2 separate regions of the Homo sapiens genome follow, and region 1 is linked to region 2. The links are chromatin contacts, found by Hi-C or POLR2A ChIA-PET in ENCODE. All regions are on one chromosome and are shown on one strand. The core of a region is the stretch at or near the end of the contact, and the rest is flanking DNA. Distances in the headings are between cores, read along the strand shown. Region 1 holds the start of NIPSNAP2 (nipsnap homolog 2). Region 2 has its middle 88 kb from the start of SEPTIN14.

Region 1 (2,968 bases), core at 300-2,799, 190 kb before region 2:
CCAGGTCCTAAACTGCTCTGAATTCTTCTTCCCCAGCCCTCCTGAATTACTGGTAAGCTCCGGATGGCCTTGGACGCCTTATTCACTGATGTCTCTCAACAGTCAACAGTGCCTGGCACGTGGTAGGCACTCACATTTTGGCAGAACAGCTCTCTGCAAACTCTCAACTCTCAGTGCCAGGGTCCACTCAGCTGGCCACTACCCTTAATTCTGCCCCCTCTCCCAAGTCAGACTCATCTTTTTAAAAAGATCAGGCCGCGCCTGGTGATTCACGACTGTAATCCCTGCACTTTGGGAGGCCGCGGCAGGTGGATCACCTGAGGTCAGGAGTTCGAGATCAGCCTGACCAACATGGTGAAACCCCGTCTCTACTAAAAATACAAAAATTAGCCGGGTGTGGTGGTGCATGCCTGTAATCCCAGCTACTTGGGAGGATGAGGCAGGAGAATTACTTGAACCCGGGAGGCGGAGGTTGCAGTGAGACAAGATCGTGCCGTTGCACTTCAGCCGGGGCAACGAGAGCAAAACTCCGTCTCAAAAATATAAATAAATAAACAACAACAATAATAATAATAATAAACCATGTTACTGAAACCTCCCTGGCCCATGGCGAGTTTAACACACAGTTCCTTAGGTAATTTAAACTACCCAAAGCAATGAATACGAGAAAGCAACTCTGGGTAAGTCAGGATAGGCTTTGCTGTTTGAATGTGGAAAACAGCACATGCAAATATCAAGGTGATGAATTTGGACAACCAAACGTCCAATCCACTGAAGTTAGAAAAAAAAAAAAGTTTAAACAAGAGCCCCACGCCTGAACTTAGTGCTGATAACTCTAAGTACTTTTAGATCCACGGCCGGCTTTAAATTTCAACTCCAAGACGTTAAGTGATTTGACCTCCTCCAAGCTCTAACTTCCCCTACGCTCCGCGGAGAGCTGGCCCGGGACAATGCTTTACTCTTTTATTCCCTACTCCCGGCACCTCAGAGACCAGGGTCACCAACGTCCTCGGCAGACGCAGCCACTCAGGCTTGGAACAGCCTCCGGCGAGGACCCAGCAGACGGCGTCCGGGGCCTGCGGCCTCAGGCGCGCGCTGTCCCTGTCCCTGGCCACGGGTCGCGCCGGTCAGGGCCCTGCAGGCCGGGCCAGCGCCGCGGGGAGGATGTGGCCTCCGGGCCAAGCCTCGGGGGCCTTCCCGGGCGAGGGTGGAGCCGCAGAGCGGCCCGTCCCCTCCGTGACCTTGAGCCCGAGGACGCCCCGACCCCGCCCCAGCTCCGGCCCCACCCCAGCTCCGGCCCCACTGCCCCGAGGCCGGGCAGCCACCCGCGCTGGGGACAGGGCCGGGGCGGAGACCGGCGCCGGGAAACCCGCGCCCTCCGCCTCGCGGCGGCCCCTCCCCGGCACCTCCCGGGAAGGGCGGCGCTGCTCACCGGAGCCTGGGCAGGAGGCTGCAGGGGGCCGCCCGCTGCAGGAGGCCGCCGGCCCAGGCCGCTCCGCGGGCGCGCAGCACTCGCGCCGCCATCTTGCTCGGCGCCTCGGCTCCCACCGCCCGGGCGCCGCCGCTGACGCCGCCGCCGCGCGACCCCTCCCCCGGCCGGGCCCCAACGCGGCCACTGCAGTGCGGGGCGCGGCCGCCAGGGGGAGCAGGGCGCGCGGCCGCGGGGGTCGGCGGGGCGTCCAGGCGCCAAGGCCCGGCCGCTGCGGGAAAGCGCGAAGCCCAAGCGCAGTCAGTGCAAGCCGATCACTTCAGCGGGAGGAGCTCGGTGCCCAGAAGCGCGGGTGCAGAAGGGACAAGGGCATAACTTCAATGATCAGGGAAAACTCCAAAAGGAAAGAGTAACACTGTGCCTAGGGGAATCCAGGGCCTGGGGCGGGGCAGTGGCAGTGGGTTTACCCCCACCCCACCCCGCCAATGTCTTTTAAATTTTGTAGTATATGAATATATTGTCATTTCAAAAAGCCCCACAACGCTTTAACAAGTGCATTCTGGGGCCGGACGCAATAGCTCACGCCTGTCATCCCAGCACTTTGGGAGGCTGAGGCCGGAGATCTCTTGAGGCCAGGAGTTCGAGACCAACCTGGGCAACATAGCGAGCCCTCACTGTGCAAAAACATTTTTAAATTAGCCGGGCATGGAGGAGCACGTCTGTGATGCCAGCTACACTGGAGACTGAGGCAGAAGGATCGCTTGAGTTCAGGAGGTGGAGGCTGTAGTGAACTATGATCGTGCCACTGCACTCCAGCCTGGGCAAACACACGACGTCCTGTAGCGAAAGAAAGAAAGAGAGAAAGAGAGAGAAAGAAAGGGAGGGAAAGGAAGGAAGGAAGGAGAAAGAAAGGAGGAAGGAAGGGAGGCAGGAGAAAGAAAGGAGGGAAGGAAGGAGAAAGAAAGGAAGGGAGGGAGGCAGGAGAAAGAAAGAAAGAGAGAAAGGAAAAGAAAAGAAAGCAAGTGAGGAAAAAATTAAAAAACACCATACACACACAAAAAAAATTAAGGAGAAAGGACTGGGAAGGTTCTCTTGAGGTCTTGGGACTGCATCGTTCCCATTCATTTCAGCACCGGTGGGCACTGGCCATGGGGAGTCCTTGGTACCTTACCCTCAAGGCCGTCTGGGTCTAGTGGGGACAGAATGTACAATGATGATTGGACCGAGTGTGTTAAGTGTCAAAATGGACAGGTTCATGAGACACGAAAGAGGCACGGAAAGAGAGCATGTAACCGGGGGTGGCTGTGAATTAGAGGATAGATGGGGAGAAAGTTCTCCAAGGAGCTGGCAGGACATATCAGTCCCAGGGGAAGAAGGGAGGGCATCCCTGTCTTGAGGAAATAACTTAAGCAAAGGCGTGGATCTGGGTGGCTGGCGCTATAGAGGGAAAAATGTGTCCTCCAGGAAGATTTTTTAAAAAGCCACAAATGAGCCAGGCACGGTGGCTCACGTCTGTAATCCCAGCACTTCGGGTGGCCG
Region 2 (2,700 bases), core at 113-2,612:
TAAATAAATAAATAAATAAATAAAATAATAATAGCCCTTCCCCAAAACTCAACCACCTTCATAAAGCTAGTGAGAGACCACCAGGCTAGGAGGATGAGAGAAGCCTAAATTCCGCCAAGGTGTACACATAAACACCGTTTCTAGTTATTATTCTAGAGGGCAGGCACAAGATTTGTAAATCCCCGTTACTCCTGCAGGTTACATCACGACTGTAGAACCTAAGATTGGCCTTTTGAGATGTCTTTTCAGGTTTTTGCATTTCTTTTTTCTTTTCTTTTTTTGTTTTGTTTTGAGGCAGTTTCACTCTGTCACCCAGGCTGGAGTGCAGTGGCACAATCTCTGCTCACTGCAACCTCTGCCTCCTGGATTCAAGCAATTCTCCTGCCTCAGCCACCCGAGTAGCTGGGATGACAGGCGTGCCCCACCACATTTTGTATTTTTAGTAGAGATGGGGTTTCATCATGTTGGCCAGGTGGGTCTCCAACTCCTGACTTCAAGTGATCTGCCCATCTTGGCCTCCCAAATGCTGGGATTACAGGCGTGAGCCACCGTGCCTGGCTCAGGTTTTTGTGTTTCTGACCATCAGTGGCTCCACCCGGACCTAACTAACCCCGCCCCCGCCCCCACCCGACCCCACCCCATGGCCAATTCTGTGGCTCCACCCAGAAGCGAATCCCCTGGCCTGCCAAAGTATCCTTGAAGAAGTCTAGCCTCCGAATTTTTGGGGAGATTGATGTAAGAATAAAGCTCCGGCCTCCTGTTTGGCCGGTTCTGCACGAATTAAGCTCTCTATTGCAATTCCCATCTTGAGAAATGGGCTCTATCTGTGCCGCGGGCAAGAACTAGTGGGGCAGTAGCAGCTGTGACGGTCAGACAGTGAAAACCAGTGGGGGATCGGTCCTCCCACCCGCCCACCAATGGCCTGCTCCTGCCATGCACACCGGGCAGCATAGAGGCTGATGCCGTTTGCAGCACTTTTCAAGGTCCTGGCATGCCTGGTCCTGCCCAGAGCTTGGCACTACTGAAAAGTGCAAACACCACAAAACGGTTTCTAGGAGAGCGACCAGGAGGCATTCACAGTTGGGAACAACGGCCTCATTGTTTGGAATCTCATTTAAATGGTGCCAAACCTATTTCATGTCTCTCCTTCAGAAACTGATTTGGAAGGAAATTTGATTAATTTGATTTGCTTATGTGGCTGAATAATTATTTATTTAATTATATAGCCAAATTTGGTTAAGTAAGTTTTTCAACTAATTCTCAATATTAAAAACCTTATGGCTTTTTCTACTGAATTATCCAACAGTATCCACTTCCTAACCCCGTGGCTTTCCCCTCCCCCATACCTCCAGGGAGGGTATAGAATCTCACACGTTCAAAGCGTGTTCTGAAATTTCCCTTGCTTGGCTCTGCTCAAAACAAACACAAACCTGGCTTTCAAGTATTTCCACGTCATTTATAAAAAAGAAATGTGTTTATATAGGCTGTTAGGAGTTATTAATATTTAATTCATTTAGGGGAAAATGCTGGCCTTTGTGATTAAACTTGTTTTTATTTCTTTTACTTTATGTGATTTTCAAATATCCTTTTTTCTTTTTAAGAGACAGGGTCTCACTCTGTCACCCAGGCTGGATTACAATGGTGGAGTCACAGCTCACTGCAGCCTTGAACTCCTGAGTTCAAGGGATCCTCCCATCTCAGCCCACCAAGTAGCTGGGACTACAGGTGGGTGCCACCACATCCAGCTAATGTTTTTATTTTTTGTAGAGACAGGGTCTTGCTGTGTTGCCCAGGCTGGTCTCAAACTCCAGGCCTCAAGTTGATCCTCTTACCTTGTCCTCCCAGAGTGCTGAGATTACAGGCGTGAGCCCGAATATCCATTTTTCAATCAGTACTTTTGTTTAAGACTCTATTGTTATATTGGAGGCGAAAAAAAAAAACCAATCTCTGTAACATTTCATATATGACAAATCCCAAGAGGTAAAAAAAGGACTTTCCAGGTCCCAGGGCTTTAGGAAGTGGGAGTGGGCTCATGGGGTGAGGACATTGTGCCCAGCACTAAGCAAAGTCTTAAGCCTGTTTCTTGCCTGGGGGATGTTTATGCTTCAACACAGTACCTGAAATATTGGATATTCCAATATCCAAGAGGCAGAACTGCAAATTCCACAAATCTGTTCTGACACATGGATAAACTTTTATTGACATACCAAAGGGAAAAAAACCAATATTCACTGAAGGCTGCCGAATCTATATTCCTAAGAGTAAAGGTGTTTAATTGACTCTCCACTCTTAAAACACTTTGTATGAAATATAGCTAGGAATATACATAAAGAATTCAGATTACAAAACTCTCCAGGAAATCGATAGTGATCATATAATACTGGAACTACAGTTAAAAACAAACAAACCAATCTTTGAGGATTCCTAACTGTAGTTTACTTGACAGTGCAGATCATCTGTACCAACTTTCTATAGCAAGTTGTAATAGGCAATTGTAAGCAAACAGTATCAATCTGTGTAACTTGTAAAAATTCATCTGAAGTTGTTTGGAGCTGTATGACAATGGATGTTATTCTTCCGGTTCTCCCAGCAGCTCTACAAAATCAGTGATATACCATTTGGCGTTATCCTTGACTTGTTGCCTGATCACATTTCCTCCAAATCCAATGAAAGCATCCTAAGAAGTAAGAAAAGAGAGAT

Evidence for each region. Hi-C counts contacts between places; a loop is a spot of excess contacts on that map. ChIA-PET counts read pairs that join two places held with the same protein, here RNA polymerase II (POLR2A). Pooled maps may share reads with other maps.
Region 1: a map of mammary epithelial cell shows a loop between it and region 2 (4-fold over the local background). The contact joins the promoter of NIPSNAP2 here to the enhancer-like site in region 2. A Hi-C loop is called at or near these places in 2 of 168 maps with a recorded cell type or tissue (mammary epithelial cell and posterior cingulate gyrus), 7 of 37 single-sample maps with no recorded cell type and 4 of 50 pooled maps. POLR2A ChIA-PET finds 5 or more read pairs at or near these places in 2 of 52 experiments (H1 and naive thymus-derived CD4-positive, alpha-beta T cell).

The regions. Positions count from the first base shown.
Region 1 is chr7:55,963,166-55,966,133 of GRCh38, reverse strand. It overlaps NIPSNAP2 (nipsnap homolog 2), which reads right to left and starts at 1,549. Exons shown (of 10, transcript NM_001483.3): 1 at 1,433-1,549. The coding sequence starts at 1,524. RefSeq lists enhancers at 507-1,240, 1,810-1,889 and silencers at 1,010-1,489, 1,550-1,659.
Region 2 is chr7:55,773,158-55,775,857 of GRCh38, reverse strand. It overlaps the pseudogene PSPHP1. Among named protein-coding and RNA genes, the nearest start is that of SEPTIN14, 88 kb to the left of the region's middle. RefSeq lists an enhancer at 401-900. Within about 2 kb of position 1,362, at least 4 of the 41 ENCODE cell types and tissues checked have a DNase peak (open chromatin) inside an H3K27ac peak, as active enhancers do; they include mammary epithelial cell, where a contact is called at or near this core.